5 separate regions of the Homo sapiens genome follow, and regions 2, 3, 4 and 5 are each linked to region 1. The links are chromatin contacts, found by Hi-C or POLR2A ChIA-PET in ENCODE. All regions are on one chromosome and are shown on one strand. The core of a region is the stretch at or near the end of the contact, and the rest is flanking DNA. Distances in the headings are between cores, read along the strand shown. Region 1 overlaps PLEK (pleckstrin). Region 2 has its middle 17 kb from the start of ARHGAP25. Region 3 overlaps ARHGAP25 (Rho GTPase activating protein 25). Region 4 holds the start of ARHGAP25 (Rho GTPase activating protein 25). Region 5 has its middle 37 kb from the start of DNAAF10.

Region 1 (5,779 bases), core at 421-2,920:
GTGTTGCTTTTTTTTAAGACAAAGACTTTATTTTTTTATTTTTAAAGTTATTATTTTTTTATTTTATTTTTGTTTTTATTTATTTATTTTTTATTATACTTTAAGTTTTAGGGTACATATTTTTTGAGATGGAGTCTTGTTATGTTGCCTGGGCTGGTCTTGAACTCCTGGGCTCAACTATCCTACTGCCTCAGCTTCCAGAGTAGCTGGGACAACAGGTGTGCCACCATACCTGGTCATGTGTTTCTTCTTAAGCAGCATGTAGATGTTCTTAAAAACCCTTTACATAGTTTTTTGTTTGTTTGTTTGTTTCTAGTGGGTATCTATCCCACTTATTTTGTTTTCTCTTTCTTGAAATAACAGGGGAGACGAGACAAGTCAGACCTGTGGGTGAGCTGGAGTCAGTTCAGGGGTGATTGTCAGGGGCTTGTTCTTCGGTAAGGAGAGTTAACCTTCCCTGTGCTGGTCCCATCTAGGTAACTGCGTCATTGATTGGCTGGTATCCAACCAGTCTGTTAGGAATCGCCAGGAAGGCCTCATGATTGCTTCATCGCTGCTCAATGAGGGGTATCTGCAGCCTGCTGGAGACATGTCCAAGAGTGCAGTGGATGGAACTGCTGAAAACCCTTTCCTGGACAACCCTGATGCCTTCTACTACTTTGTAAGAAAAGCTCCCCATCTCTTCTTCCTGTAAGGGAGGCTGCCCTGAGCAGATTCTAGATTGATTTCAGTTCATAGACATCTATAGAGCGCTGTTAGGCAGCGGGTAGGGAGGTCAGCCAGGAAGAACAAGGGAATACCTGAAGCTCCCAGGCCCATTTAGAGCTTCTGTTATACCAGCATTTCCCAACTCAACAGCTGCCCTCTCTACAACACTCGCCCTGTCCAAGTGAATTTGTTATTATAAAAGGATACTACTGTTTACTTGAAAAAAAATTTTTAAAGGACATTTTAAAGTTTATTGTTTCCTATTTACTTATTATTATTTTTTATTTATTTAGATGTAGTCTTGCTCTGTCACCCAGGCTGGAGTGCAGTGGTGTCATCTCGGCTCACTGCAACCTCCGCCTCCCGGGTTCAAGCGATTTTCCTGTCTCAGCTTCCCGAGTAGCTAGGATTACAGGCATGCGCCACCACACTCAGCTAATTTTCGTATTTTTAGTAAAGACAGCGTTTCACCATGTTGGCCAGGCTGGTCTCGAACTCCTGACCTCAAGTGATCCACCTGCCTCTGCCTCCCAACTATCTATTCTTATTCTAAGCAATAATTCATTTATAAAACTGTCTTAGACCCTAGTCCATGGCAAGCATTCTCTAAGACAAGAAGATACAGCCACGTAGACAAGCGTACTGGAGGGACAGGCAAAAATCCTGCCCTACTGCAGCTTCCTTTCCAGACAGGAGTCTATAAATCACAGGTTTGATGTATTAAGTGCATTATTCCAAATGTATGTTAAAACACATGACTCTTAATACAAAATGTGTCCACAGATGTCACTTCCTGCAGTCATCTTGTGTACCTCCCACAGTATGCTTACCCACGATTGGGAAACACTATATTATACAATGTGAACCTGTTCTTAGGCCATGTGAGCAATGGTGGATTTCTTGGGGGATTTTGGCAGTTTTGTTTCTATCTTGGATCAGAGCACAGAATTTAGGAAGTTACCTAAGAGAACCATTCTTCTTATAAACATGAAGTGAACACCCTAGAGGGTTTCATTTCACTTTAGGGGAAGTTCCACAGTCTGTTTTTTTTTTTTCTTCAGTCCTTTGATCTGGTCGTTTATAGCCATTTCAATGCAGGATTCTAAAAATACCCATCACAGTGGCTCCTCTTCCTCGGTCTGATTCATCATCTACTTTTGCTGAGCAAGTCCCACTTCCCTCATAACCTCAGGGGAAGAGGCTGGACACATGCTGTCACTTTTCTCCAAGAGGGGGCTCAGTGGCAAATGTTGAGCTGGTGATAGTATTGCCAATGAGAAATTAGCCTGCCCTGCTTTCAAGGATGTGACCATGATATCCCAAGAGAAGGAAGGCTTTGAAGGCAGACATGTGCCTGGTTAGGAAGATGGAGCTAAAGTTAGGATACAGCTTGGGAGACCCTCCAGAATAAAAGGATATTGACAAGATCACACCTGAGTGGAGACAAGAAAGGAACAGCCCCGGAAGCAAGTAAAAGGAGGAGGAGAAACTCGCTCATCAAGGACCTTTGAAGTTCAGATTGGGATGTACACAGGAATGGAGGAAAAAGGAGGAGGCTGCCCTCATGGCTGGAGGGGAGGGGGAATGGAGATGGCACAAGTTGCAATGTGCCTAAGACTGGTGATGTTAGCTTGCTGTTTGATTTTCCAACAGCCAGACAGTGGGTTCTTCTGTGAAGAGAATTCCAGTGATGATGATGTGATTCTGAAAGAAGAATTCAGAGGGGTCATTATCAAGCAGGGATGTTTACTGAAGCAGGTGAGTGGCCACAACTGCTCCCATCTAGCCTTTTCCCTTTACAAGGTCCTTTTTGTTTCTAAGTTACCCAGTGACTTTTGGTTTGTTTGGTTAATAGTCAAGCAGAAAATGAAACCCACAAAGTGAAAGATAGATGAGTAGCTCTTTAGATATCAAAGTGGCTTTAGATCAGGAAGATTGAGTTTGACAGGGCAGAAGATGTCCCTAAAAGTAGGAAAATGCCTCTTTTATCAATATCATAGGAAAAAAAAAGGTGTTTCAAGAAAAATATGGCCGGAGGAGATAAATTGTCTAAGAGATGCCATCCAAAAGACAAAGCTGTCTCATGGTAAAAGTACTTCCATTTTACCTGTCCCTCCTCCCTTCAAAGCAACCAGGAAAACAGGAACAGGCTACACCCAGAAGAGGAACAGAGTACACCACTGAGAGCAAAGAAGAGTCATTCCAGTCTGTGCTTAGGGCATGACAAGACCAAAACCTGGGCATGCAGAGGCCAGTTCACAGGAACAGCAGGCAAAAGTCAAATGCAGATTGAGGGCATGGACAGAGTCCTGGGGGGATGTCCAGGTGTCCACAGGTACAGGCCACCATCAGTCTTGGAGGCAAGGGCTGGAGAGTGCTGAGGAGCTCTAGTCGGTTACCAGGTGCCAAGGCATATGATGCCAAGAGGTAAGAGATGGACAGGGGCCAAGATGACTGAGGAAGCCAGGACCAGTACCTGGTGGAGGAAGTCGCAGGAAGACATGAGAATATTCAGGGGGAAGCTAGTTGATACTTGCACAAGGCATCTTAGAGGCCAAGGCTGCTTTGCAGGACCAAGGTCTTGCCTTCCTGGCTGCACTGTGAGCTGCCTTAAAAGTGCTGCTCAGTATATAATGGAGAGAATCTGTTGCCATCAGGAGATTTCCATGTACTGTCTATAGGCTCCACGGGACTGGGGGATCTGATTTATTTCATGTTAGGACCCTGAATGTCCATCTTAGTGATTAATGGAATGGGCAAGGAGGGAAGAACCAGAGAAGAGCCCATATTTACATTTATAAAGAGGGACTCTGGGCTGGGATAGCTGAAAGGAGGTATAGGTATGGATTTTGAGTTTCACAGGGGGAAGTGGGACATTCGAATGGAAAAATTACCTTCATATCAGGTTTTAAGAGAACAGTGTCCTAAGAAATATATGGCAAGAATTTATAAAGAATTCATGGACTATTATAGTATTTTTTTATGACAGGGTGACCAGCTGGCTAGATTAAAAGAAAGGCATGGGGCAGAGCCAGCCTTATGCCGGGAAGGCTCGGGCAGTTGCCTACGGACAGTTTGCCCGCTGCTGCTTTCTCGTTGGTTTTGCCAAATATTCCTATGTTCCTGGCTCTTTGATTGCAGGTGCTGGAATGTGGCTGTTAAGACAAGAAGAGTAACTTGGGAGGAAATTTCTTTATTTTGTTGATTTCTTCCATAATTCTATATTGTTATCAGTTATTTCTTGAATTAGTTGATTGGGCAAACCCTAATCTAGAATGGGGCTCTTGGAAAGCCAAGGATGAAGGCTAACAGTAGATAAAGTTGGGACTGGACTGGAGCCACGTCTCAGTGAAGCAGCCCAGTAGGAGACCTGGGATGGTCAAAAATTGTGTGTGGGTAATGAGTGTCTGGATGTATTTTGAAGACAATAGGGACAAGGATTGAACTTATGTGTTTTCCTTTGCCTTCCTTTGTCTGGCCTTTGATAGGTACAATTTAGCCTTAGCTAGCTCGGTTGGTGCACATTTGGATCTCCCAGGGAACTGTTAAAACTGCATGCCAGGCCAATTTAATCAGAGCCTCTGGATTTTTACAGCTCCCAAGTGATTCTGATGTGCAGCCAAAGCTGAGAACCACTGAGCCAGCCTTTTTCTTAAAAGCTAATTTATTCTATTATCAGTATACAAGTTAAATAGTCTTTCTTAGAAGCTTCCTTTTTATGTGAAGAAAACAGAAATCTACGTGCATTCAGGAATTTTGTTCTTTTACAATATTCTTTCCTCTGAATTTTTTTTCAGAGGTTGGGGAGCAAAAACCTCTTCGATTTGAATTGACACTTCCCCTTAATGTTTCTAATCTCTTAGCTCAGTGGTTAGTAACCATAGTTTACATCAAAATCACCCAAGGGATTTTCAGAATTTTAAAAACTTTTTCTTAAAATTCCAAAAGTAAGCCTCCCTTGTGTTTACTGCTGGGAGTTAGCCAGGATTAACTTCATAGAAGGCTTGTTATAATGGGAAGCCTCACAGATGGGAAGTAGCTGTGGCTAACTGGAGGCCATTATCCCTGCCCCATTATTTTCTCATCCCAGGATAAATAATCCTACTTGGCAGCAAGTTTGAGGATGAATGATCTTAGATTATATTCAGTATAATCCCTTTTTACATAATTGTTTCTGTTATGACAATGAATAAAGCATCTGCTTGTTTAATTCTCAACCACATTTAGATTCCTTGAGGGAGAGGAACAATGTGTTATATATGCTTCTCTTGTATCTGCTGCAGAGTTCAGCATCCTTCTTGATTTATCATAGGCAATGAACACTTGGGGAGCTAATTAAGTCAAATATAAGTAGATGGCTTTGACAGTTCAGTAACAATTCTTGGAAACCTGAGGCATACATGCATTTCTTAATACTCCTTAGAAAATGCTCATTAAGTGAAAGATGACCAGAAATGTACCTGCTAACTTCCAACTCTTCAACACGTCACATTGTGATGTCAGTGAGGGCTTAAAGGGAATATGGTGGTTGGCTGATTTCACATCCTCCTGTTACCTTCCTCTTCCATTGGCTCATAATAAGTTGGTGATTGTCCAGCAATTGCATAATACAGCATGACATGTGTGTCTGTCAGTGAAGAGGAAATGGTATGGGGTGGCAACTTTAGTGTCGTTATTCTGAAGGGCAACATTAGTTAAGGCAAAGAGCAGCAATGTATACTTTTGGAAGTCTATGCTTTGCAAAAGCCATTTTGGACATGATATAGCAGGTAGGAATATTTTCTGTCCTTGCATATGACTCTGCAGGGGTTCCAGCTCCATCCTTCAGGAAGTAGAAAGTTCTTTGGAAGTGAGTTCCTTCACCAAATGTTTTGCCAAAAAACTTAGGCCCATTTCTGAAAGCTTCCTTGAAGCACCTCTGGATTTATGAAGGAGGCACTGTTTGCTAAGACCACACATGTTTTATTGCTTTCAGCACAAGTAAAATGAAAAATGTTGGAAAATTTGTATACATGCTTGCCAATATGTGGTGCTTTAGAAATTACAAATAATATTTCTTGTATTGGCAAGA
Region 2 (5,395 bases), core at 793-3,292, 330 kb after region 1:
AGGAGCAGGCACAGCCTTCATCCTGATACACAGAAATGCCTGGTTGGAGAAGGGCAAAAAGTTGAAAATATTCCTTAGTAGAAAAAAAATGTGCACTAAAAAGTATTTTTTATTAAAATACGGAAGGAAAGAAAAATACAATGGGTTCAGATGGGCATATGACAATAATAAAATGTCTCACTTCCCTTCCTCCCCTTCTCTCCCAGCACTCCCCTGAGGTTGCCACTTTTGGACATTTCTGCTTTTAGCTCTTCTGGTGGTTAGAATCATGACTTCCCTGACTGAGAGGCATGACTAGCCCTGAGCATGAGGGTGGGGCTTGTGCGCTGGAAGGCTTAACTTGAACCTTGTGAGCAGGAAGTCAGGCTAGAACCACTCCTAAAGTGCCTGGGGAGGATGGGACTTTTCACTGTTGGTTGCTTCCTCAAATCCAGTGGTTCTCGAACTGGAATCCTCAGCACTGCCTGAAAAGTTGGTAGAAATGCAAATTCTTGGGCCCTACCCCAGACTTATGGAATCAGAACCTTTGGAGGTGGCGCCCAGCAACCCATGTGCTATTTTAACAAATTCTCCAGGCCATTCTGATGCCTGCTCAAGTTTGAGAAGCCCCGTTCTAAGACAGCCAATCAAACAACCAAACACCACCACCAACAACAACAAAGAGACAAAACTCATTTCTTCTTCCAGTGATTGGTTTGGGGTGGGCACGTGACCCTGCTCTGGCTAATGCAGTGCAATGGGAGGCTTGTTTAGGGGCTTCCGGGAGGCGGTCGTGCTCTTGAAAAAGATGCTTGGGAAGAGTAAGAGGCATTGCACCGGGTGCTTTCCCGTGTAGGTGAGAGGCATGGGGCTGCTACTGCCATCTTGTGGACACACTGAGTGGAGGAGGTGAACCGAGGGAAGAACCTGGATGCCTGAGGAATGAATGCCAGAGCCCCAAGAGTAACCATCTGGGAGCCATCCTACTGTGGACTTCTTGTATGATATGTATTATTTTTTAAAGTTAAGAACATGTTGAGTTTGGTTTAGCAGTGAGGCACCCGAACACAGTTCCATTCTGGAACTGTATCTCCTCCCAGACATAGATAAGTGGCTGCCAAGAACAGCTCTCTGGGTAGGCTGGGCCATAAAAGCCACTATTACATGAACAGGTGAGGGCGGTTGGGAGGAGAAATGAATCTACTTCACTCTTTATTCCATAGGTATTTTCAGTCGTTTTCACACCTGCCATTTCTGAGTCCGGGGCCCTTCTGGCGCCCTGCCCTCTTTCATCCTTCTCTGGGCCATGTTCTGAGCTGTTGTTCCCTCTGCTAATGTTACTTCCTGAGTGTAATTCCATCCACTGACAGGCTTCCAGAAGTTAATGAAAATCCTTGGCCTGCCCATCCTTTCCTGTGCCCGCCATTCTTCCTATCTTCCTTACTGCCATCTATTTGGGGAAAGCAGAGAGATAAAGGAGTGTTTGGCTTGCCAACTTGAATGGGAAGGCCCAGATTGTTTCATTGTTTGCTTTTACTGAGACTTGGTTATCATTCTCCCTTTTCAAAAGAAGAAAGAAAGATGAAATAGTGGAGGAGGAGAGCTGCCCAGCAAGATTCCCTCTGGGACATCCATGTAACCCTCTTGGAACATACGCTAATGCTATGGAAATGATTCTTAACTCTTCATTTTGTGGCTTCTTCCAAAATGCAGACCATTCAAGGTAGATGGGGACACTGTGGTGAGTCAACTTGATGGGGAGGGGCTCTCAGAGCTCCTGAGTTTGCCCTAGATTATATCTATCCTTCCCTGAAGCTTGGGTGGACATCTTTCTCTCTAAGAAGATGAAGAACATGGGTCCCTTTGCCTTCATAAGTTTGTGAAACTGAAATTTCAGTTGTCCAGCACAAGCAGATTGAGAATGTATATACATCGTTTTATTCAAACCTTCAACCACATGATGTTATCTTGAGGTAGCACTTACACTGGTGAGAAACCACCGTGGGATCTTAGGGTCATCTCAGATAGGCGTCCTTATTCTACTGTATAAGTTTTCTGAACCAAACTTCCTTCATTGTGACATGGTTTTGCCACAGCTGGTCGTTCTCTTTACTCTTTGATCCTGGTTGAACGATTCATGTAGATTCTATCTCTCTTTAAATGTCAGAATGTGACATTCAATATTTTTCGCAGTATTTGTTTTATGTGTATTCCTTAATGTTTCTGTTTTAGTTAAATACAGTCACACATCATTTAACAATGAAGATATGTTCTGAGAAATAGGTTGTTAGGTGATTTCAGGTGATTTCATTGTGCAAATGTCATAGAATATACTTACACAAAACTAGGTGGTACACACCTAGGCCATATGGTACGGGCTATTGCTCCTAGACTACAAATCTGTATAGCGTGTTACTGTACTGTAGGCAATTGTAACACAGTGGTAAGTATTTGTGCATCTAAACATATCTAAACATAGAAAAGGTACAGTAAAATACAATATTATTATCTTATGAAACCACTACTGTATATGGGATCTGTCATCAACAGAAATGTCTTTATGTGGCACATGACTGAATACATCAAACCTTAGGTTCATTGCTGTGTGAATCAGGGACCTCTATGTTAAAAGGCACAGTATGGGAGAAGCATTGTGATCTGGCCCAGGGTCAGGATGTTGAGGCTTTTACTGGCTCTAGAACTGAGTCAATTCAATCTTTTCTTTTTAAGCTTTAGACACTTCCTCTGCAAAAGACGATAACTTAATCACAGCCTCTGACAGGTTTGTGGAGTTGAGGCTTGACAAGGGTGTTAGGTAAAAACTGCAGTCTTGCATATGTGAAGCCAAAGGTCTGAGCTGTGAGCAAACCTATCATCACCGCTATTGAGTGACAGCAGTCACTCGGCCTTTCACATTCCAACTTAAAAAGCAGATGCATATTCCTATGGCTTTTCTTTGTATAAACACTATCCATAAAGCAATGGCAGAAAAGTTCTGGTTTCTTTAAAGTGGGAGTGAAAACTAAGACATATTTTAAGGTGTTCCAAGTGTAGGGGTTTTTATGAGTCCCCCTTCCACTTACCCACATGTGAATTGACATATTTTTGCCAATATAAATTTATTCTTCCTTTCCAAAGCCATTAACTTAATATTCATAAAAAGAGCTCTGTTTTTTCTTTTGCACTCATATTTCATTGGTTTAAGTAACCCACTTTATCATATAATTAGAATAGTAAGTACGGTTTATATCATCTTGGAATGCATTAGCTGGGCAACAGATAATTCACTTGGTGGGAGTAGAAGTAAATGGTGTACTACCAGCTGTGAACACTCAGCAGCTACTATGCACTCATCAAAGAGTGTTATAAAGGGTTACAGAGAATTGGGAACTTAGTTAAGGGCAGATTTGTTAAAAAAAAAAAAAAGTATCTTCTTTGCCAATCAAATGTGTCCCCTCAAAGTAGACCTCTAGAGCCTGGCTACTCAAAGTCTGATCCAGAGACCAGCAGCATCACATCACATTTTCTTTTTCTGGAGGATCTAAGGGGAGAATCATTTTCTCACCTTTCCCAGCTTCTAGAGGCTTCCAGCATTGCCTGATGGCCCCTTTCTTCCATCTTTCTGAACTTTGTTTTGTACTCACACTTTCTACTTCTACAGTCAAATCTCTTCTTACCTCCTTCTTATAAGGGCACACTTGGATAATCCAGCATGGCATCCCCATCTCAATATCCTTGACTTAATCGCATCTGCAAAGTACTTTTACCATATTGTGAAATAATAAGAAATATATAAGTGTGTGTGTGTGTGTGTGTATGTATAGATAGATAAATAGATAGATACCTAGACAGATAGATAGGTACATAGATACCTAGATAGATACATAGATAGAGATATTTGTCTCTGACCCTGGTTCCTGACATAGAGCTCCTAAACTTTTCTAATTCCCTAAGTGGTACGGGTACTAGCAGCATCATTTGTTCTAACATTTGGTCTTTGAGTCCAGTTCCTGACACAGAGCTCTTAAATTTCTTGGTATTTTCTGGGTGATAAGAGTGTCTTTTATTCAAATGAAACAACTCTTGATGAGGCCTTGGATAGCTTTAGGATAGGGGCTTGTCATCAGAAAGACAAGGCCATGATTAGAAGCTTAGCACTTTTAATTCCCAACCTTCATTCTCTGGGGAGGGCAGAAGAGCTAGAGATTGAGTTAGTAATAGATCAAGCCTACATGATGAAGCCTCCAAGAAAAAAAAATTTCCCTCAAGTATGGGTTTTGGAGAGCTCTGGGGTTGGTAAACACATCCATGTACCAGAAGTGTGGTGCACCCCAGCTCCACAGGAATAGAAGCTCCTGCACTCAGAGCCCTTCCAGACCTCATCCTATATACCTCTTTATGTCCTTTATTATAAAAGAAAATGGCAAACACAATAAGTGTCTCCCTGAGTTTTTTAAACTATTCTAGCAAATTATCAACCCCAAGGAGAGGGTCATGGGAGCCCCAGTTTATGGCCAGTCTGTTAGAAGCACAAGTGAGAACCCTGGACTTTTGACTGGTGTCTGAAGTGGGGGCAGTTTTGAAAGACTGCGCCCTTCGTCTGTGGCACCTGATGCTAACTCCAGGTAGATAGTGTCAGAACCGAATTGAATTGTAGGACACCCAGCTGGTATCAGGGAATTGGTCGACATGGCAAAAAAAAAAAAAAAGAAAAAAAACCCCACAAAACAAACAAACAAATAAGAACAACGCCCACATTTTGGTGACCAGATGCAAAGTGTTGAAAATGTAGAGGAAAAAAATAACTTTTTTTTTTCTATATACATGTAAAGGAACACATTCTCATGTTCTAGGGATTAGGATGTGGATATCCTCGGGGGCTGTTATTCAGCCTACCACAACTTTGCTGTCAGATACCATTTTAAGGTAACTTAATGATTATTAACACTACTGTTTAACAAGTGCCTGCTATGACCCAGGCACTTTACATATACATGAAACCTACTTCTTATAAGAATACCCCACAGTAGATATTATCACCCTATCCATGTAGATGAGAAGTCTGGGGTTCAGAAATCCCAGTAATGACAGAGCAGGGGTTGGTACCCAGACCCCCATGGGTCCCAGCCTCTGACCTTCTCTTGGTACCTGACTCATGCCACCATCATAATCACCTGTTTTATTCCCAAACTCAGAATAAGGTACGCCTATGTCCAGGTTTGTCCAGTGACCTGTCGCGTTCACTGATCTAAAGTCCATGCTTAAAGATTTCCTTTTGAAAAGGAATCTTTAATGTTACATGAAGACCAAATTGATGGTTTCGGTAAAAAGCCAGAGCAACTTCCTGTGCACTATCAGCTGACTGATCAGGGTTCTTTTCTAGAAATCACACACCCAGTCAGGGAAGGTCTCCATC
Region 3 (5,888 bases), core at 520-3,019, 380 kb after region 1:
TGCGCACTTGGAAGGAGCTCTCAGGTCTCCATCTGTTCCCTGCCTCCATGCTGCTGCTGTTCCTCTCTAGGTGTTGTTAGTGCAGGATTTTCTTGGGCCCTTTCCGCTCCCTCTGGGGCAGGCTGTTCCATATGCATTGAGTTGTGAGACCAACAGCTTTCTTCAGTTTAGCCTTGCCTATCCTACATCTTGCAGAAATCCGTCTTCCCCCCAAATGGCATGCAGATAGAATCCTTCTTTACTTTTACTTTCATTTTAGATCTCCCCTTGTTATTATTGAGCTAGTCCCTTTGTCATTTTAATGGAAATTTGGAAATGGAAGCTCTTGCCATGAGGTCACCTAGAATTCTAGGTGGTCATTCCTTCCTGAGTTCCCTCACAGACCACCCTTGGGCTCCCTCCGGTTTCTGCTGCCCTTTCTCTCTCTCTGCCAGTAAGTGTTGGGGTAAAAGCTGACTTTACAGGAAATACTATCCATACTGGCAGCCTCAGTAAGTCCCTCAGTTCTTCCCATTCATCAGCTGATAAAGTGACAGTGCAGGGATATGGAGGCGGATCTGTCTGGGAGGGAATGTGTACGTAAGTGGTATAACATCTGTGTAGTGTCATTCCGCTGTGCTCTGAGGAGTAACAGGTCTGAAATGCAGACCTTGGAAAATAGACAAGTTGAAGTTTAGAGCAATAGTTGACATGTAAAAAAAAAAAAACCCAACAAGCCTATTGAATTTATTTTTAAGCCTAATAAAATATTTAAAAAGATCATTTATTATATCAACATTCCAAACACAACAGAGAAAATATAATGAACCCCCATGTAGACCCACTACTGAAGTTCAACAGAATATTTCGTCACATTGTTTTATCTATCCCTTTCTTTTTCTTTTATTCCCTTTTATGCTAAGATATTTTAAAACAAATCCCAGACACATTTTCCCCATGCTTAAGTATGCATCCTTAAAAATATGGAAATTTTATTTTCTAGCCACATTGTCCTGATCACGCCTAACAAAACTAATCAATAATTCATTGGTATCATCTATCCTTTATCCATGATCAAATTGTCTCAGTTTTTAATGAAATCTTTTTATCAGGTTGTAGAATAGGAGAAACATATTATGACTCGTTTCCTGGGCCCACCCCACTGCTAGCATTATTCATTGGTCACTTTAACTCTCAGTAGTGTTAAAGTTTAAAATCACTGTTCCCTAAGACCTGTAGAGGCCCCAGAAACTGACTGGAGTGACGTCTGTTAGGCTGTAATGGCTTGTAGCCTCCTCAAGGGCCAGTGCTTGATGGTAGTTGCCAGTACTTGAGCATTGCCCTGGAAGGGTCCTTCCTGTGAATTACTCAGGCCATATAATTCATCCATGCTTATGCAATACAAATATTTCAAGCATCCTAATGCACTTATTTATTTATGAATGCTAGTGACTAGTGAACCAAAACCTCTTACCTAAAATAAATGACTAGCTTTGGCAATGGAGGGGTCAGTACTTCGATTGCTCTTCCTAATGTAACACACCACTAGGGTGTTGGGCAGAGCTTACTGCACTAATTATCCTGCAGTCCTACCTGATGAGAATTGTTCTTCCTTACACTAACGCCTGGGAAAGCAGGTAGCTTGCATATGCAGTTAACCAGCTACATTGTCAAAGAATTTTCTACAGAGAAAATTTGCCCTCTGATTGCCAAATCTCCACTTTGCCTTGTGCTGAGGAAGAGGCAGCTCTGGGGCAGTGTTCTTCCGCAAGCTTCTTGTTATTACACGTGGCTTCCTGTTATGCAGAGACAGGCGGAGAGGGCTGGGTAAGGTGTTGCAACTGATGGAGACACACAGACCCACAAGAGGCAACTGCACTCTAAATTCCTAAGAAACACGAAAGCCACAAAACATGAACACTGGAGGGGTGGCCCTGGAGAGGCACCCTAGGTGAAACAAATTTGCTGGCGTGCAAAAAAACCTTGCAATATTTGTTGCTGGCTCAGGTTTCCAGAGCTGCTGATAAGAAAGAAGTAACAGAAAGCCAGTACTCCTCTCTCTCTCCCCTTCTCTCTCTCTCTCTCTCTTGTTCTCACTCTCTGTCATTCTCTCTCCCTCTCTCTTGTTCTCACTCTCTGTCATTCTCTCTCCCTCTCTCTTTTTCTCTCTCTCACACACACAGATAATTTCTCTCCCTCTGTCTCATATTGCTACCAAGACAGCATTTTTTACCTCTTCCTGCAGAACACATAGTTATTGGTGCCAAGCCCCTTTCCAAAGCAGATTCTTTTCCTTTAGGTTGACATAGTCACTTGTCAAACAATAAAGGGCATTTCTAGAATCCATAGAACATGGGAAAATGAAATCTGCCCAATTCCGGAGTATTGAGGCAGGCATTTAGGGAACAACTTTTAGATATTTCTATGAATTCGGTTATACAAATTTGTCTCAAGGGTGAGTGCCCTGGGAAGACCCGTGTGGTTTAATTTCAGGGTACAGAGAGAAGGCTCCTTTGCTGTCATCAGTCTCACAGTAAAGATGCCTTTTGAAGGGGCAGTGCTTTTCATACTAAAGTTAAAAACGAAACTCAAAAGAATGATGGGTGCTTTTCAATGGGGGGGTGGCGTTTGCTTTGAAGACAGAAAAGGGATACAGAAAGCGAGCCTGAAGTTTCTGAAGTCACATGTCCTAATTTCCTTCTGGGTGGAAACTGAGGGCCATCATCCCGCAGTCTGATAACAGGATAGGTGGGGGGTCTGCATGTATGTATGTGTGAATGTGGCAGGGGCGTTGCGTGTGTGTATGTGTGCGGGGTGTGGGCAGGGACGTATGAATCTGTTTATCATTTTCAGGTGGTAGCAATGCCAGGTCTGCTGTTTCAGAGAGCTCCCCAGTCGGCTCCTTCCTCAGCTGTGGTGTGGGCCTGACTGCCGGCCCACGGTAGCTTAGCTCACTCTCTCTCCCTCCCATGCCTCGGCCACGTGGGACCTTGCTCAGAATCCCTAGGTCTCTCCACATGAGCTTGGGTAGCAGCTGGTAAGACGTGGCAGGATTACCTAATATGTCCGTTTTCTTGTTGGGGTATCAGCACAGCCTCAGTGGTGGGCTTGAGGTTTCAGTACCATTTCTCTGTCACTGTGTTTTCGAGGCCTGCTGAGCCTTGCAGAGCATACACTGGCGGAAATAGCACAAAATTGTTTGTGCACAATCTAGAGGCAAAATGGGTGGGGCTGAGGCAGCTGCTTCACATGATAGGTTAGGAGTAGTGGCTTTGTTCCCAGCTCAGTGAAAGGTGGCATGGTCTCTCCTGTCCACTTCACTCTGGATTCTTTAACCCTGTGAATTACTAGACATGGATTCCATCTCCAATGTGGATGCCTCTCTTCACCACAAGAATACATGCTCCTTTCTGGGCTGTGGCTTAGGTATGGATATTGGGCTTTGAAATCAGATTTCTAGTTGTTAACTGGAGCAGATCATTTCACCTCTGTGAGCTTTGGTTCCTGGTCTGAAAAATGAGGGTGACAGTATGGTACTTACATAAAGAGCATGAGCATTAAATGACACAGCTCTATAAAGTGCTTGCACTGTGGCTGGCTCGTGGTAAGTACTCAATACATAAGTAACTTGATATTCATTATTGTTAGATCAGGGATTATATCTTCCATCGTCCACTCTGCTCAAGTGGATGCAGTGAACATATCCAGAAATCCCGCCAATAGGTAAATTGGCCAATATTTCTCGCAAATACAAAATGCCTGCATGGTGGCTCACATTTCGTTCTAAAACATTTATTTTATTAACTCAGCAAATATTTATCAAGATGCTTCAATTGCCAGATGCTTTTCTAGGAAGTGTGGAGCTTTACTAAAAATCCCAAGGAAAACAGCACCCTTTTCTGTCTTGCATCTCAGTTTATCCCCACAGCCTCAAGTTAGAAATGCTTCCCTCTGTGCTGGTTTCCTCTATGCCATCTTTTCTTTGGTTCCTGAACGTCTATGCAAATAACTTTTCTGGTCTGAGATTTTCACGTCACTCAAATCTTCTGGCTTTCACTTGCACCTCTTTTCTCCCCCTAGTCTCTTTCTTAATTCATAAGCCTTACTTATCAAAAGCAAAACTCTCGGGAAGCTTGAAGCTCTCAGTCCACCCTCACACTTTATCATGTCCAGAACTGGACTCACCTGCCTGTTCAAACTGGCCTTGTTCTCTGATTTCCTTTCTTGCTTCCATGAATGGGTCTCCCAGATCCATCAGGGCTGTGTCTGGCTGATCTCATATCCTCAGGACCCAAAATTGTTCTGGTGCATGTCAAGTCCTCAATCTTGAATGAATGAATGAATGAATGGGGAAGGCTACCTTACCAGAGCCACTCAAACCCCAGACCTCACAAAAATCTTTGTCTCCTGCTCCTCCTTGTTCAGCAGGGGGCTGAGTCCTCTCAGTATTAGCCTCTCATATTGTTTCCTCTTCCATCCTAATCCAGGCTTCTGGCTTTGCACCTGGAATATTGTGCAATGTCCAGCCAATCTCCCTCTATACCATCTCTCTCCCTCTTTTCATCCCTCCCCTCTGTAATATTCTCTTTCTTTTCTCTCATTTAGAATAAAATTGAGTCCATACTATAATAATAATGTTAATAATAATAGCTTTCATTTAATTTCTATGTTTTAAGAAGCAGGCACTGGCTGGGACCTGTCCACTTACCCTTACTAATCCCTATGGATTTATCACCCCATAAGATGCATGTTATTATCACAGCTTTACAGAGGAGGAAACTGGCCCTCAGAGATAGAATACGGCTTACCCAAGGCTGCGTATGTAGAAGCCTGTGCACTTCTGCTACTTTCTCCTTCCTTCTCTCTGTTAGGCACTGTGTTAGGTGCACGATACAAGGATGAGCAAGGCCAAACATCAAGGGAGTACCCCTGTCTTCTTAGAGTGCAAGTGGAGAGGGAAGACAGGAAAAGAAAAAAGTACCAAGCAAGGCGACAAAGGCTACGATACACAGGTGTCTCCACTGACAAGGGTCCAGAGCCAGGGAGCAACTAAGTCTGGCAGGGCCAGGAAGGCTTCTCACAGGAAGTGGGGCCTGAAGGGATTCTTGAAGGATAAGTAAGAGTTTTCCAAGAGGTCAAATTGGATGTAGGTGGGGGTGGGTAGGGAGGACATTCCAGCAGAGAGAATAGCATACTGTCCTGGATAAAGAGCAGGATGGGCATGGAGAAAGAGCAGGAAATGCAGCAGAAAAAGCCGCAAAGGACTCCAACTCCATGGCAGTTTAGACTTCATCGTTTAGGAGGGAGATGCTGGGGGTCATCAGAGGCTTTTAGGCAGGAAGGTAACATGATCAGAATTCTGTTTGAGAAGGCTCACGTCATAAGCAATGCTGTCAGTGCTGAATATAAGGAACAGGCAGCCTTCTGTGTTGATTGGTTGGCTGGGAGAATGTCACTCAAGTACATCAGAGAGACCAGCGGAGGTAAAGCAGGTTTGGGCATGTGTGTCAGTGTTAGCCAGAGGAATGGTAGAGGTGAGAAGGGGAAAGGTGGTAAGTTTGATGAGGTGGTAAGCATGATGAGCTTGACATTCTCATGGAGGTGTGTTAGGAAGCTGGATGGATGGGTCTACAGCTCAGAAAGGAGGGCTGGGGGAAGCCATGCAAATTCTACTCCCTTTTCAAATCCATTTAAACATGGTTCCCAAACTAATGCACAGCTCATATCAACATACTGGGAAAATACCTGAAATTGTTTCCCCAGCTCTGAAAGAACTATTCACACCTCACCCACACATTTACAGCCATCCAAAGTGGAATCTAGACTGAGTCAGAATTGAGAGCAGATTATTTTGAGGGTTCAGCGGCAGAAGATGAAGAAAGGAAGTGATAACGTTTCTCAGCTGACTT
Region 4 (5,611 bases), core at 2,080-4,579, 350 kb after region 1:
CCTGTTGAAAACTCCCTAGTGACCTCCGTTTTCCCCAGGATACAGTCAGAACTCTTTGTCAAGGTTTACCTGCCCTGTGTGATCCAGCCCTGCTCAGCCCTGACTATCTCTCCAGCTTCGTTTCTCCTCAGCCCCACCCCTTTCATCCTTCTTAGGAGCGACCTGAAGAACTTTCTTCTCTCCGTGCCTCATTCATATTGTTGGTTTTGTCTGGAATCCTTTTTCCAACCCCCTTGCCTCCCTAACTCATTTGTCAAGCCTTACTTTAAAAGACACTTCTTCCAGGAACCCTTCCTTCACTCCCCAAGTCCAGTTAGGCCCCTCGCATATACACCCCCCCTAGCTCCCTACACTTTCCCCAACATAGCTCTCTCACACTGTATTTAATCGTTCACTTAATTGTTCTTCTCCCCCAACAGACTGTAAGAGACAACAGCCGGTGTCAGGGCGGTGAGGTGGGGAAGCAGAAAACACGTCTGCTTGTTCACGAACGTTCTTCCAATGTCCAGCAAAAATTTGGTCCTTAATAAATCCGCTTATCATTCAACAAGCCAACAGATGGAACAATGTTTGCTTGCGCTACTGCAGATGCTAATTCAAACTTTGGGACCAGGCAAGGCATTTGGCTCTTCATTTTATGAAGATCAGAGAGAGGGAGCGCAGTACCCAGTTGACTGACCGAGAGAGAGCTCTGTGGTGGGGGAAGGCTGCTGTGTTGGGCCCTTGTGGGGAGTGTGCTTTCCATCTGATTGCCTTTCCGCATCTGCACAACTAACTTCCCCCATGGGTCACGAGTTTTTCCAAGACTGACAGGAACCTACCCTGAAAAGTAAAGGAAGTTCCCTGCGTGTTTCTTAATGACACCTTCAAAATATTTTCAACATTCCTCAGTTTAAAGGTCCCAGGACTGAAATTTTAGATGGTGTCGAATTCCCCCGTGGAGATGCTGCTGGGCCGGGCCAGACAGCTACCTCTCTCACACCCGCTTAATTAAGTTGGGATACGAAAAAGAGCAGTGGTGTTTGGGTCAGGCAGGCAGTAGTGCAATGTCTCCAAGTAGCTGAGTCAAGTTCAGCGGAATCCAGCTCCCTGGGGAGGCTGGAGGGTAGCTGGGTAGACTGGGTGAGTGTGGTGGATTGGAGTCTTGATCAGCAAACACTCCGGCCCTTCTTCCACCCCTCCGGCCCTTCTCCCTCCCCACTGCTGCTGAGGACTGGGTGTACTTCCGGCCTCACTGACTTTGAGCTTGGCCATGTGACCTGTGTTGGCCAATGGAATGTGAGCAGACAGGGTGTGCGCAGAGGCGTTAAATGCGCTTGCAAGGTTCTTCTCTCTTGTGCTCCTTTCATTCCTGAAGACAGGAGTATACACCAGGTCACCACTGTTCCTTCAGCCTCGTTCTCTGGATATACAGTTTGGATACATTTAGTTTGAGATGGCTACTATAGATCTAAGCAGAGATCCATGTGATTTGGAGTTCAGGGGGTCTGGGCTGGAAATACACATTGGAATCATCTGCAAATATGTGACATTTAAAGCCTTGAGACAGATGAGCTCACCAAGGTGTGAGTGTGGATGGAAAAAGAGTCCAGTCGAGTCTTGGTTTCCTTCAATATTTAGAGGTCAGAGAGATGAGAAGGAATCAGCAAGAAAACAGACACGGAAAAGCCAGAAAGGCAGGCAGACAGCCAGGCCAACCATGGGCCGTGGGAGCCCCATGGACAGAGGGCTCAGAGTTGGAGAGAGCTATCAAATGTGTCCGACACTGCTGATGGGCCCGTGAGATGAAGATGAAGCCCTGACCTGTGAGTTTAGTGACAGGGAAGTCGTAGGTATCCTTGATGAGAATATATTTTGTGGAGTCATAGGGGCAAAAACATCAACCAAGGGATTCGGGAGAGAATAAGAGGAGAGATATTTGCAAGTTAGACAATTCTTACTAAAGCTTGGTTCAGAAATGAAGGAGAGAAATGGGACTCTAGCCCAAGGGGGTGGTGGCATCCAGAGAGATTTTTTATGGGATAAAAAATAGTAAGTTTGAACGCTGACAGGAAGGATCAAAGAGAGAGAAGAAATTGATGATGCAATAGGGATGGGAGAGTGTTAACAGCCAGTTCACCCATTGTACCAAGAATAAGGTCAGGGATACAGCTTGCATGCAGGTAGGTGAGCAGATAGAGTGAGGGAAGCTTGTGGACATTCTCTTTCAGTTACATTGATTTTCTCAATGAAACGGGAACCCAGGTCGTCAGTAAGAGTAAGCAAGTGGCAGGTGAAGAAGAAAGTATGACAGAGTCATCTAGGAGAGTTGGAGAATGAATGGAGCAAGGCGTGCAGCTTAGATGCTGGCTAGCAGTGACTGTTCTGAGCACTTTGTACTGGCTTTTCTACTAAAGCCTCACAACAGCCTATGAAGTAAGCCCTATTATTTGCCCCATCTACAGATAAGAATTGAAGCACAAAGTGGTCAAGAAACTTGTCCATAGTCCCACAGCAGGAAAGCCAGGATTTGACTACCAGTGATCTGTTTCCAGGGCCCAAATGCTTAAGCACTAGGTTAGGCTGACCCAGTTAAACATGAAAGCTTGTCACAGAACTGAACTAAATAGAATAGAATAAAGGTTGAATTAATGTGTGTGGTGCAACCACTCTGTGTCAAGCTCTGCACTAGATTCCTCTGCAAAAACCCTTTGAGTTGTGGTTATTATCAACCCCATTTTACTGATGAGGACATTAAGGTCTGGAAAGATTCAGTTGCTTGTTCAAAAGTTGAAGAGCTAGCAAATGGAAGCCCACACCATGTATACAGCCCACACACCCTGATTCTAAAGCCCACACCCTGTGTACAATGCCAAAGAACCCTTAGGATATGTGAGTGGGTCGACCTAGCTTAAGTTGCTTCATTAAGCCAAATACATCAAAACCCTCCCTACATCAGGCTGAGATCACTTGCAAACTTTATCCTGAGCACCTGGAGAGCTTGCGACATGGTCCTTACAGCAGGAAGAATTTAAAAGAAGATAACTTTGGGGGAATGCTTGTTGTTTTTCTGACCATTTTTGGATGCTTGATCCGTTAGGTGAGGAAGAGGAGAGCTTAGAGTTGAAGTAGATGATGGGAGTTTCGACATTTTCTTCTAATTAAAACTGTAATCTTTTATAACAGAAGCAACCATTCTGGTTTTTCAAGCATTTCCAAAAACCATTTTCTCAAGAAAGAGTGCTCATAATGTATCATCTTCACTGAACAGCCACCCACTTCCTCAAATGCAAGGAAGCAGACAGTTAAAAAAGAAACACACACACACACACACAAAACCAAGAGGCAGCAGTTGTTTATCACGACCTCAACTCAGTAAGGCCTGAGATTCTTTCGAAAAGGAGCTTTGCTTCCCATGACGCAGAGGGAAGTGTCAACTGGGATATTTCTGGTAAAACTGAAAGCAAGAAAAGCAGGGTGCTAGCCCCTGTGGGACTGAGGGTGGAGGCTGGGGGAGTTTGGGTGCCATCCTCCAGTGACAGATGGATGGACCTTTCATCTAAGAGAAAGGAGGAGACACGTTGGCAAATCAGCCTCAAGCCTAAGATTGCTTGTGAAGCAATCATAAGGAGGAACAAAAACAGACACAAAAACAGAGGGAAAGAGTGAAAAGACAAGAAGGGCGCAAACTGTGACAGACTCACCGCTTCACTAACTACTCACTTAAACTGGAAGCAAAATGTCCCTAAAATTGCCAAGGAACTGGGATTTCAACCTGAAAGTGGAGGCTGCGAAAATAGGTATGGTTGGTGTCTTTTCGTTGCCTCTGTGATTCTTACGTATACTCGAGCACCATTTGCATGTTGGTCTGCAGGGAGCATAGTCTACTTAAAAATGGATCTCGCAGCAAATCTGAGTTTGAGGGACCATTTGCATTTAAGTTGGCATGCCAGGTCCAAGTTCTAAAATGCTGGGAGGGGGTTCTCTTTCATTTGGACAAAACAGTGGGATGGCACTCCTTGGTGTGCAGGATCTGGGGTACTTCGGATGATTTAAGGCTACAGACTACACACAAAACTGTGAGTTTTTAGCATATTCCATTTCCTTCCTGTTTGGAAACTCATCCATATTTTGAATGGTTCTGAACAGGAGCACAAAGACTAGAGTCTTTTGAAGTGCTCAATCTGTAAGTAAATTCAATGGGTGTTCTGTTTTGTGAGCCCAGGAGTCAAGGTGTATTAAAAGGTAGTAGCAAAAGGTAGACAACAAAAACAAGACAGGAACATAAAAACGTACTAAAGTATAATAAAGACCTTACTTAATAAAAATATAATTAAAGGAACAGAATGGGAGGGAATTCTTAGATGAGTTGGAAAAGAGATGTATTTTTTATTATTTTAAGGGAGACTGGCATATTTTCTGAGATAGTCTGGCCTTTAATCCATACCCTGTCCTTCTAATGATGATAGTGATACATTAAGTTTAATCTATATATTCGTTATGAAGTTCTTTACATAGATTTCTTCTATTGCTAAATTGGTCACAGTAATTCACATCAGAGCAATCGGGCTGAAAACTATTGCCTACATTTATGTATCTCACCCATACATGAGATAACTTCCTTGATATTAGATATAGATAAGTATTAAGGTGTTTCTAACAGCTTGGAGGAATTTTGCTTGGAAAAAGGTTTAGATTTGAACCTCTAATGGGGTTAAGTGTGCTACTAAAATAAGTGCTCCATTGAAAAGTCACAAGCGGAGCATTAATGATGTAGGTCTGAGAAAGGGTTTGAAAGAAAACAGAGTAATCAGAGAAGCCATTTATCTTGATAACTAGGGGAGATTAGCGTTCCCTAATCAAGCTGTGAATGATTGTATGCTGAGGTCAGTTCAGAGAAAAGGTAATGTTCATACCTCTTACAAAAGCAAGAGATTTTCCTCCTAACTATCATTGATACAAATGTACTTGGCTAATGCTCAATCTATGTCATACAAATTATATGGTTCTGTTCCTTTGAAAGTGTCCTGCTTCTACATAAATAAGGTCATTCTGCCTTCTCTCCACCTATGTTTGAACACAGGTTATTAGGGTCTTACTCTCCTTTGGTTTAAAAAACAAGAAAGTTGAGACAATTAATAGTTAAATGATTTTTTTCACAGATATAGGAAATTACCACACTAGAGCTCAAGACTGCATATACTCAGGTCTGGGATTTGATTGAGTGAATTTCATGATTTTTACCAATGTTTCTTAAAGCATGGTCCCATAGATAACCTATATCAGACTCACATCAAGTGCTGGCTAAAAATGCAGATTTCTGGGCACCATCCTTACAAAATCAGAATCTCTGGAGGAAGGCCCAGGATCCTGCATTTTGACAAGCACCCCCCACTTTCATCCTCACCTGAGGAAGAATTCCTGCTGTAGGTACTGTGGTCTATGTTCACTAGCCCCAGCAGACAGTTTTCACCCATTTAGTATAGGGCACAGTGCTTGTTCTTAACTGGGCACACAATAAATATTTGTTGGCTGAATGAATGCTTCAGCCAACAAAAACAAGCAGATGATGTTATTTAGTATTACTTAATGAAAAAATAATAATAAGGACATAATGAAATACAGAGGAGCC
Region 5 (5,338 bases), core at 2,214-4,713, 270 kb before region 1:
TGAGGTCAGGAGTTCAAGACCAGCCTCGCCAACATGGTGAAACCCCGTCTCTACTAAAAATACAAAAATTAGCTGGGCATGGTGGCGTGTGCCTGTAATCCCAGCTACTCAGGAGGCTGAGGCAGGAGAATTGCTTGAACTGGGACCCAGACCCGGGAGAAGGAGGTTGCAGTGAGCTGAGATTGTGCCACTGCACCACTCCAGCCTGTGCTACAGAGCAAGACTCTGTCTCAAAATAAATAAATAAATAAATAAATAAATAAATAAATAAATAAATAAATAAAAAAACAGAAAAAACAATATAGACATTGACATAGAAAAGAGATTTAATGTTAAGAAAACAACTTTATATTAACTGAGTACATCCTCCTGATGAGAAGTACTATAGTAAATATAAACCCATTATGTTATTAAAAAAAAAAAGAAAAGAAAGAGGCCGGGTGCGGTGGCTCACATCTGTAATCTCAGCACTTTGGGAGGCTGAGGTGGGCAGATCACTTGAGGTCAGGAGTTCAAGACCAGCCTGGCCAACATGATGAAACCCTGTCTCTACTAAAAATACAAAAATTAGCCAGGGGTGCTGGCACGTGCCTGTAATCACAGCTACTTGGGAGGCTGAGGCAGGAGAATTGCTTGAACCTGGGAGGCAGAGGTTGCAGTGAGCCAAGATGGTGCCATTGCATTCCAGCCTGGGCAAAGAAGGGAGACTATCTAAAAAAAAAAAAAAGGAAAAAGAAAGAAAGAAATCCCTAGTGCTTTGCTTCTCTAATTGATCTCTGTCTAATTTACTACCCTAAATCTTCCTAAGAGTCCTCTTTCATATAAGTTATTCAGAGTCTATTTCTGTTGCTTGCAGCCAAAAAATTCCAAACTGTAGACACTGCATAATATATAAGAAAATATTTGCAAATTATAAAGCACCACATACACGCATGTCCAATTACATTTGTTAGTATAGACCATGCTGGAAAGATGAAGTCTTGGATCAGACAGACAGATTCAAAACCGAATTCTGCTGGGTAATATTTGCATGTCTTTGGACAAAGTTACTTACTTTCACTGAGCCTGTTTCCCCTCTGTAAAAATTTTTAGAAGTTAGCAGCTAGTAGTTAGGATTAGGTCTCTGCTGTGGTTTAGATATGGTTGGTTTGTCACCACCAAAGCTCATGTTGCAATTTGAGCCCCGATGTGGTGCTCTTGGGGCACGGGGTCTAGTGGGAAGTGTTTGGGTGATAGCGGTGGATCCCTCATAAATGGCTTGGTGCTGTTCTCCCAGTAGTGAGCTCTGTCTCTTGTGAGACTGAATTAGTTCTCGTGGGGATGGATTCATTCCCGAGAGTGGGTTGTTATAAAGTCAGACGCCCTTCGGCTTTCCCTCTCTTCTCACATGTCTGCTTCCCCTCTGACGTTCTCCACCATCTTGTGAGGCAGCATGAGTGAGGGACCTCACCAGAAGCCGGGGCTGTGCCCTTGAACTTCTCAGCCTGCAGCACTGTGAGCTAAATAAGCGTCTTTCTTTTATAAATTACCCAGCCTCAGGTATTCTTTTATAGCATCACAAAATGTACGAAGACATTCATTCATGAATACAAGGGAAAGCCCTAACCTCTTATTGGCTTAAACAAGAAACAAGTATTTTTGTCTATTGTCAAAGTCATCAAGGTAAACAGCCTAGGGCAGGTATGGTGGCTCCCAGATCACCAGGGCCAGACTCCTTATGCTTTTGTTTTTACCCCCTCTGGACGACAGGCCCATCCTCATGCTCCACAGTGTCCACACCTTGCTGATAGGGAGACTGGGAGATACAGTCTTTATTATGTGCTGTGATTAAAATGGGCTCCTGTTGTTGAGGCGGGAGGGGAGAGTGGGCATGGGGAGGCAACCTGCTGCTCTGCTGCCGTGGAGACGGTAACAGGCTGTGGCGAGAGTGTGTGGAAATCCCTTCCCCCTCCTCCCCTTTCAGGCTCCTGTGCTCTTTCCCTGTTCTCCCCAGCACCCTTCCCAATGCCAACATTCACTGTGACAACAGTTTGTAATAGGACTTTCATCCTTAAGTCCAAGTAGCAAAATGGATGAAAAAAGTGCTCTGACGACCTCCACTTATATACAAAAATGGTGAGGTTAAGAGTTTATTATCACGCCTGTAATCCCAGCACTTTGGGAGGCCAAGGCATGTGGATCACCTGAGGTTAGGAGTTCAAGACCAGCCTGGCCAACATGGTGAAACCCCATGTCTACTAAAAGTACAAAAATTAGCCAGACATGGTGGCTCACGCCTGTAATCCCAGCTACTCGGGAGGCTGAGGCAGGAGAATCGCTTGAACCTGGGTGGTGGAGGTTGCAGTGAGCCGAGATCATGCCAGTGCACTCCAGCCTGGGCAACAGAGTGACTCCATCTCAAAACAACAACAACAACAAACTATAGTATTTACCCCAGAGTTTTGTGGTGGGGATTTAAAAATACAACATGAGAGAAACAATATAGTAAGCACTCCACAAATATTAGCAGCTATTATTATTATTGTCAACATTATCATCTTTATAAATGTGATCCTGATCAAGACTCTAGAGACAGGCCACTGGTTTCCCTCCAAGTTTACTCCTCATTCACTGTCTTTCTTTCTTTCTTTTTTTTTTTTTTTGGAGATGGAGTCTCACTCTGTCACCCAGGCTGGAGTGCAGTGGCGTGATCTCAGCTCACTGCAACCTCTGCCTCCCAGGTTCAAGCGATTCTCCTGCCTCAGCCTCCTAAGTAGCTGGGACTACAGGTGCATGCCACCACATGCAGCTAATTTTTTGTATTTTAATAGAGATGGGGTTTCACCATGTTGGCCAGGCTGGTCTCAAACTTCTGGCCTCAATTGATCCACCTGCCTTGGCCTCCCAAAGTGATGGGATTACAGGTGTGAGCCACCTCGCCTGGCATATACTGCTTTCTTTAGCTTCCATAGCCTCAACCGAGAGCAAGAGAATAAGGCTTCTGACATTCTTCCTAGGAAGCTTTACGGAACAGATTGGAAAATTCACAACAAGCCCTAAGTGGCCCATAGTGGATTAGTGGGGACTGTGGCCGTCAGGACTCCCCCTTAGCTGAGGCTTCTGTGTCTTCTGTGTCTGCTTTCTTAGGGCCCTTTAGCCTGTGAGCTCTTAGGAATGCAGGAAGACCCTCTCTTTCCCCCTGGGTGGTAACAAAATTTCCCCTGGTCCATCATTCCTGAGCCCTAGTTCAGTCTGTGTGCGGCCAGGTCAGCGCTCAATAGGGTTCCAAACCTGTTGGCTGCAAGCACAGACTCCCTCTGAGTGTGAATGTTATCTCTCACCAGATGAGGGATGTGCTCAGCCCAGATCAAACACTTGTTTATCTACAGGGTGGTGAGAGCCAAAACTCTGCTTCTGTTTCTCCCTGGTGGTTTATTTGCTTACCCTTATCACCTCTGAGCAGTGGTGTTGTTTGCATAGAGTTCTCGGTTTCTGGCATGTTAAATTTAGAGGTACCCCAGGCTTCTCGGAGGGATCAGAGTGTTGAGCAACTCCTCAGGGAGGTGCAGGAGAATATCACTGGATGAGGGGTCAGGAGATGAGGGCCTGGGTCTGTCTTCAAATGCAGAAATTGAGTGCAGAGGTCTCAAAGGCCTCTTCTGGCACTGACGTTCTGACTGGCCATGAAAGCCTTGGGTGTCATAAAGAAGAAAAGTTGAAGACTTAAAAGGAGGAAGTGTGAGTGTCTTCAGCCTCCGGTGTGAGGGAGAACTGTGAGTCTCTTTTGACCACAGTTTATTTTGTGTTGCTTCTTTTAGCTGCATGGTCCATACGCCAAAGGTGGGCAGGTGGAGGGCTGCTACTCACTAACTTGGTAGTGCAGAAATGGCTTTTAAAAACAGTGGCTATATGGCTGCGCACGGTGGTTCATGCCTGTAATCCCAGCACTTTGGGAGGCCGAGGCAGGCGGATCACTCGAGGTCAGGAGTTCGAGACCAGCCTGATCAACATGGAGAAACCCCGTCTCTACTAAAAATACAAAAATTAGCCGGGCGTGGTGGTGGGCGCCTGTAATCTCAGCTACTTGGGAGGCTGAGTCAGGAGAATCGCTTGAACCCAGGAGGCGGAGGTTGCAGTGAGCTGAGATCGTGCCATTGCACTCCAGCCTGGGCAACAAGAGCAAAACTCTGTCTCAAACAAAACAAAACAAAACAAAACATTGGATCTGGTGCAAAGAAGATGGAGAGAAATTCTAGAATTCCTGCAGGAAGTTAAGTGATGGTATAAAGAAGTCCTTACTCTGAGAAATGCTTCGTTAAAATCAGAATTTACAGAATAAACGGTTGGTAGGAGATAGAGGCATGTACTATTTACTTTACAAAATAATTCCTCACTTTATAAAAAGCCAAATATTTTCTCTTGGAAGTTAGCCTTGTGATGCTACCAGTAAGACTGAATCTATAATAAAGCTAATGATCCAACTTTTGGTTAAAAAACCCATTCTGTAAAAAGAAGCATAGGCATGCTATGCAGTGTTGTTATATACAAAGTGGGTTTTCTTCATAAACACAATCACATTTTTGGAAGACATTTCTGTAAGATAATGTCTTTCTCAAGGTCCAGTTTGGCTTGCGTGCCTCCTGGGAATTAAACAGGATAGATTTTTCCAGCTGCATTTGAAAGACAAATTCCGTTTCCTTGTGTTGAAAGGTCTGCAATGCCCACATCTCCCACAAGGGGGCAGCGCACCACTGGGTCTTCAGGTACAAGGACGGCCTGGGATTCGGAACGTGCGGCTGAGGGGCCTCCTTCCCAGGGGAAGAAAATCCACTGAAAGTCGTGAAGAGGCGGACCTTATGTACCACGACATAATTGAATTTCATATCTCACGAACCCTGCGTATTTGCCAGAAACTTTCGGGCTGTTCTCATTCAGAAAAGGATGAAATCATTTTGTGTGTTGGATAGTCCTTAGACATTCCCAGAAAAAAAATTATTTTTCATGTATATATGCAAAGTGTATCCAGCTAAATCACAAGCAAAAGTGACTTTAAGCAGGTACCAAGACACGCCGGATCATAAAGACACTGTTCTCCCTTCAAGTTCCTTTGGTGAGTTTATGGACACGCATGAGGTAAGCTGCGCCGTTCATGTTCTACTGCGCGTGACTTTGTACTGCCCCTGAGTGGAAAAGGTATTTGGGATTCGAAAGAAGTTATTATTAAGTACAAACAAATTCCCAAGAAAAGAAATGTAGTATGAAGATCAATTTGAGTGTGTAGGGGGAGTTTTCCTTTCCTGTTTTTGTACTGGGCTGGGCTTGCATTGGTGCACATAAAGGATAATAAAAGTAACTTAAA

What was found. Hi-C counts contacts between places; a loop is a spot of excess contacts on that map. ChIA-PET counts read pairs that join two places held with the same protein, here RNA polymerase II (POLR2A). Pooled maps may share reads with other maps.
Region 2: a loop to region 1 is called in a pooled map, with 8 times the contacts of the local background. The contact joins two enhancer-like sites. A Hi-C loop is called at or near these places in 7 of 37 single-sample maps with no recorded cell type and 11 of 50 pooled maps.
Region 3: a pooled map shows a loop between it and region 1 (5-fold over the local background). The contact joins two enhancer-like sites. A Hi-C loop is called at or near these places in 2 of 37 single-sample maps with no recorded cell type and 8 of 50 pooled maps.
Region 4: a pooled map shows a loop between it and region 1 (6-fold over the local background). The contact joins the promoter of ARHGAP25 here to the enhancer-like site in region 1. A Hi-C loop is called at or near these places in 3 of 37 single-sample maps with no recorded cell type and 10 of 50 pooled maps. POLR2A ChIA-PET finds 5 or more read pairs at or near these places in 1 of 52 experiments (OCI-LY7).
Region 5: a map with no recorded cell type shows a loop between it and region 1 (5-fold over the local background). The contact joins two enhancer-like sites. A Hi-C loop is called at or near these places in 2 of 37 single-sample maps with no recorded cell type and 2 of 50 pooled maps. POLR2A ChIA-PET finds 5 or more read pairs at or near these places in 1 of 52 experiments (GM12878).

What each region holds. Positions count from the first base shown.
Region 1 is chr2:68,386,026-68,391,804 of GRCh38, forward strand. It overlaps PLEK (pleckstrin), which reads left to right. Exons shown (of 9, transcript NM_002664.3): 5 at 477-661; 6 at 2,362-2,466. Among named protein-coding and RNA genes, the nearest start is that of PLEK, 24 kb to the left of the region's middle. RefSeq lists enhancers at 1,251-1,430, 1,451-1,870, 3,121-3,170. Within about 2 kb of position 1,671, at least 7 of the 41 ENCODE cell types and tissues checked have a DNase peak (open chromatin) inside an H3K27ac peak, as active enhancers do; they include GM12878 and OCI-LY7, where a contact is called at or near this core.
Region 2 is chr2:68,714,756-68,720,150 of GRCh38, forward strand. It overlaps a transcript of ARHGAP25 not described here. Among named protein-coding and RNA genes, the nearest start is that of ARHGAP25, 17 kb to the right of the region's middle. RefSeq lists enhancers at 182-476, 745-824. Within about 2 kb of position 2,043, at least 14 of the 41 ENCODE cell types and tissues checked have a DNase peak (open chromatin) inside an H3K27ac peak, as active enhancers do.
Region 3 is chr2:68,764,667-68,770,554 of GRCh38, forward strand. The region is part of intron 1 of ARHGAP25 (Rho GTPase activating protein 25); the gene reads left to right. Among named protein-coding and RNA genes, the nearest start is that of ARHGAP25, 33 kb to the left of the region's middle. Within about 2 kb of position 1,770, at least 17 of the 41 ENCODE cell types and tissues checked have a DNase peak (open chromatin) inside an H3K27ac peak, as active enhancers do.
Region 4 is chr2:68,731,482-68,737,092 of GRCh38, forward strand. It overlaps ARHGAP25 (Rho GTPase activating protein 25), which reads left to right and starts at 3,330. Exons shown (of 11, transcript NM_001007231.3): 1 at 3,330-3,779. The coding sequence starts at 3,719.
Region 5 is chr2:68,117,853-68,123,190 of GRCh38, forward strand. It overlaps the pseudogene PPIAP64. Among named protein-coding and RNA genes, the nearest start is that of DNAAF10, 37 kb to the right of the region's middle. RefSeq lists enhancers at 3,087-3,246, 3,477-3,646, 3,657-3,736, 4,585-4,879. Within about 2 kb of position 3,464, at least 4 of the 41 ENCODE cell types and tissues checked have a DNase peak (open chromatin) inside an H3K27ac peak, as active enhancers do; they include GM12878, where a contact is called at or near this core.